Linked DNA regions of Mus musculus: region 1 is linked to region 2. The links are chromatin loops, found by intact Hi-C in ENCODE. Cell type or tissue: left cerebral cortex. All regions are shown on one strand.

Region 1 (2,500 bases), 170 kb before region 2:
ACCTCCCTGGGGAGCTCGTGGGGGAGGAGGGGCGGTGAGTTTCCTCCTCTGTTCTCCTCCTTTTGTGATTTTCTTGTTCTGGGACAGCAATGCAAGGAAGACCTTCAATTCCTGATCTTTGGCCTCCGACTCTCAAGCTTGGGATGACAGGCATGTACCACCAGGCCAGGCTCATCTTGACAGTGGTCACACTGTCAGTATCCTTAGTGCCCCACCCTCCACCTGCCACCCCCACACCCCCTCCCCTGTTTTCCAGAGCATTCTTATTCAGTAGAGAATTTCTATAGAAACTTCAAGTACTGTTTCCAGGTAGGAGAAATGTAAATGCCAAGGGCATTTCTTTCCAGTTCTTTGTCTAGAACGATTCTAAAACTAAATAAATAGAAGCTTTTGAATCACCCTCTCCCTGACTGTACCTCAATCAGATCTCTGCAACTCCCACCAGCCCCAGGACACCAGGATCTGTGAATGGGGATGGCCAGGAGGCATGGAGCATGCCCTGTGCTACTTACCACCACCCCCAACACACACACACCACACTCATACACAACACACACACAAACACAAACAACACACACACACACCACACTCATACACAACACACACACAAACAACACACACACCCCACACACATACACAACACACACACAAACAACACAGACACCACACTCATACACAACACACACCATACACCACACACACATATACATACCACAAACACACACACACCACACACATACACAACACACACCATACACCACACACACATACCACAAACACACACACACCATACATACAAACACACACACATACACAACACACACCAATACACACAACACACATACACACATCACACACACATACACACACACAAAACACACACAACACACACAAACACAAACAACACACACACACCCCCCTCCCCCTTCCTGATCAAGATCTAATCTCAATGGAGATCTTACTACTAATTAAAAATTATTAGGGATACAAGTTTTTAAAAAAAGAAGTTAAACGGCCTGTGAAGAATTAATTAACATAAACGGAATATGGCAACTTTTACAGACCAGTGGCCAGTTTTATTTAAGAAATAGTGTGGAAATACAACCCAATGATGTTGAGGGAAATCTAGCAATGAATATCAAGTACAAACTCTAATTTTGTTTTCATGGTAACTACTATGAATCCTCACTGGGTTCACTTCAGCTAAAAACTGTAAAAGCTCTCTCTAGATTTAGGATTTTCCAAGGCTGTATTTCACTTTATTTTTTAAATATAAAAATATTGATGTGAGGAGCCAAGACCTCTGTGATGGTCAAGTACAAGATTCTGTAAGCGTTCTGGGTAGTGGCCACAAGGTGGCGCCACAGTGGTATTTCACAAACCTAACAAGGAGCATAGCCGTTAATGGAAATTGATGTCATCCCCAAATACATGAATGCAATATAATGGCTTCCCTGGATGCGATGGGAACTTTAGTCACAGACTTCTGCTTTCCAATGACTCTCATATGTCCATGGTGACGCAGAAATGCGAGTTTGAAAGATTCTATGATTTCCAAACCTCACAGAGAAGAGCTCTAGAGTTTTCAGAACTTTTAGACTTTCTTATTTATTATTTACTTATTCACTGTACATCCTGATTGCAGTCCCTTCTCCTCCAAGTCCCACCTCTACAAGTCCCTCCTTCCATTATCCTCCCCGCACCCCTTCTCAGAGAAGGAGAGCCTAGCTTCTGAGCAGTTTCATCCAGCAGCAGATGGACACACAGTTGCAGAAGCCCACAGCCAAACATCAGGCAGGACTTGTGGAAGAGTGGGGGGTAGGACTGAGGGATCCAGAGGGGCCGAGGACACTGCAAGAAGACCTACAAAGTCAGTTAATCTGGGCCCATGGGGTTCACAGAGTCTGAACCATCAACCAAGCAGGGACTGGACCTAGGCCCCCCTATTCTTTTGGAGCAGATGTGCAGCTTGGTCTTCATGTGGGTCTCCTAACAGTTGCACAGGGGGCTGTCTCTGCCTCTGCTGCCTGTCATTGGCTCCCCTTCCCCTAACTGGACTTCCTGGTTGGACTTCAGTGAGAGAAGATGTGCTTACTCCTGCTGAGACTGGATGCTCCAGGGCAGAGTGGTAACTTTCTGATTTTCTATTAGTGCTTGCCTGCCCATCGGTGGCTGGGTGAAACCCACTCAGCTCATACACTGGTGTCCGTTTCAGCTATGTGGTAACTCTTCACATTGGAGTAACACCGGAGAACAAATAATGTCTGACAGGGAAGTCACGCCCAGGTGACATGGTGTGGAGGGAATTTTGTGAAAGATGGGCATCTGAAGACATCTTGAGAAAGGACTTGATAGATAGCTACCAGCGGAGAAAGCGACGGAGCATCTCAAATGCTCGCACTTGAACTGGCCGCAAGGTTAGGGAGCAGAGGCAGCCGCTGTTAATAGACTGTGCACACAGAAGCCTTCCATTTGATCTCCAGCACAGAATACAACTGGG
Region 2 (2,500 bases):
CTGCCCAGGAAGCAGGAAGGCCAGTACTAAGACACAGTCCGAGGTACACTCTTAGGAAGGTCATGGCAAAACTGGGAAACAATGGAGTACTTCTATGACCAGAACCGTGTCTGAGCAAAGGCAGCCAGTGGCACGGGGAGCCAGGTGAGCAGCTGTGTGGCTGTAGGTAGCTGGGAGGCTCTATAGCTGTGTAGCTGTAGATAGCTATGAGGTTGTATCTGCAACCTTTCTCCACTGTGATAAATTCTCTGAAAGAAACAACTTAAGAGGAAAACGATCCGTGGCGGCTTAAGATTTGGAGGAGTTTAGTCCACTATGGGAAGGGGAGCTATGGTAGTCGGAGAGGCCGGCAGCTGAGGCAGGGGTTAGAGTGGATCAGGAAGCCAGACACAGGCTGGAAGCAAAGCAGAGTTATAAACCTCAAGAACACACTCTCCAGTGTCTGATTCCTCCAGCTAGGCCCTAACTCTTAAAGACTCCATAACCTCCCACAACAGAGCTACCCAGCTGGTGGCCAAATGTTCAACCATGAGCGGGGGCATCATTTATCCACAGTCACACTGGGGGCAGCACCCTGTCCTCCATTCAGGCTGTGGAAGAGCTGTTGGATCATTAACACAGGAGCAAGGTAAAAGATCAAAAGAGACCCACCTGAGGGAACCCAGGGATGATTTCTGAGTGGCCATCATGAAAACCTAGCTGATACAACAGTTACCACCAAGCAGCTGAGAAAACACTGGGCTTTTCGCAGCTGTAGAAATGCCAGCAGGGCCTTGGGCCAGAATTTGCAGAACCTAGCCAGGCCCCAAAGTCCACGATAGCTGGTGCTCCAGCAGAAGTGCTCCCCCCGCCTGGGGAGCTTCGGCTGGAACTGGCTCCTCCTACCTGCTGCCATTCTGCTGTTATCACTGTCACCAGAGGCTGGAGATGCCTTATAAGGAATGTCAATAAGGTGTGTTCATTCCATGGACAGTGAGACCCAAAACTCATCACGACCCCAGCCCTCCTCCTCCCGTGATAAGAAATTTCTGGTGATTTTGAGAAGGGAGATCGTCAAAGAGTCCCCCCACCCTTCTCAACGTATCCATCATGGTACATAGTCAGCTTCCCTGAAGCGGGGTCCCTATTGTCACCTCAACATGTAACCAGCTAGTGGATTAACCAGGAGCTGATAATTTGTAGGTATTCAAAGGGTAAATAGGGTTTTCTTAGAATTAGCACATTGGGCTTCAGATTCATAAAAGCCAGCCAGCAGTGCTTTCTTTCCGATGTGTTTTTGTGGAGGTGGGGGAAAAAAGCCTAAATGCTCCAGAATTATTCATGAAAATCGCTTCCTCCAATCCTGCTTTTATTACAGTGGGTCCTCCTAAGTGGCTCATTAGCTTCTAATTGTTAGCGAGAGCTGCTCCTAAATGCATGGGCTCGCCAACTAAAAGGCATGCCAAGTTGGTGAGCTGCTGCCATCTAGTGTCGAAAGATGGTAAGAGGTGAGCCCATTTTGAAGCTTCCCTGGATTCGTCTTATTCATCACCATGCCCATGGGTCAATGGGAAGCAGATTTGTCCATTTGAGATAAATTGAGCCATTCACTGAAGGTAAAACACACAGTGTGACATCATCCTTGTTATGTCTACGTGAGTAAAATCTTGTTTGCTAGAAACACAACCCAGGGCAGGGAAGACAGCATAAAGCGAGCAAAAGGATATGGGTTTGGATCTGCAGAGCCCACATAAAAAGCTGGGCATCGGGTCATGTGATTATAATCCCAACTTGGCCTCTGATGGAAAAGGGACTTGAGATGGGTAGTAGGTCCCTGTGCTTTCTGGCCAGCCAATCTAACCAAACAGCAACCTCCAGGTTCAGTAAGAGATCCCATCTCAAAAAGGAAAAAAAAAAAAAAAAAAAAAAAAAAAGGGTCTATGAAGCATCCGCAAACATAGGCATACATATGCCTGTGTATACATGCACAAGCACGTACAAGCACAGGAGAAACTTGCCCCAGGACTCAAAGGTTAGAAATAGAAAACGTCTGTGCTGATTTTTTCACTGCAATTATGTCATAGTTTTTTTTTTTTAGTGAGAAATTCTAAAATGTAAATTAATATTTTCACCCTCACACAGTGGGCTTTTGGTAAATATCAATAGGAAGGTGGAAAGGGTAATGGAAGCTGGGACTCTGGAGCTGTCCCAGGGCGGCGGCCGTGTATTCTGACAAGGTGTTGCTGCTGAAGCGGTAGGCTCAAGTTGACCTGCAGATGACACAGGGGAAGAAAAGGCACCTTGTGCTAACTGGATCTGTCAATCAACGCAGGCTAGAGTCACCTGAGAGGAGGGCGCCTCATTTGAGAAAATGCCTCCATAAGATCCAGCCATAGAACATTTTCTTAATTTGTGATGATGGGGAAGGGCCCAGCCCATCGTGGGTGGTGCCATCCCTGGACTGGGAGTCCTGGGTGCTATAAGAGAGCAGGCTGAGAAAGCCAATAAGCAGAAACCCTCC

Evidence for each region. Peaks named below come from ENCODE experiments on the same cell type or tissue, not always from the same donor. Only the 100,000 strongest peaks of a DNase experiment are listed, where the experiment ranks them.
Region 1: it touches region 2 in a loop (5-fold over the local background); 21 of 42 quality-filtered maps call a loop at or near these places.

Annotation. Positions count from the first base shown.
Region 1 is chr13:24,517,717-24,520,216 of GRCm38, forward strand. It overlaps a transcript of Ripor2 not described here. Among named protein-coding and RNA genes, the nearest start is that of Gm22013, 32 kb to the left of the region's middle. In left cerebral cortex, a CTCF peak has its summit at 1,343 (motif pointing right); a DNase peak (open chromatin) is centred at 1,352.
Region 2 is chr13:24,686,052-24,688,551 of GRCm38, forward strand. The region is part of intron 8 of Ripor2 (RHO family interacting cell polarization regulator 2); the gene reads left to right. Among named protein-coding and RNA genes, the nearest start is that of Ripor2, 49 kb to the left of the region's middle. In left cerebral cortex, a CTCF peak has its summit at 1,470 (motif pointing left); DNase peaks (open chromatin) are centred at 933 and 1,450; H3K4me3 peaks cover 541 bases; H3K27ac peaks cover 322 bases.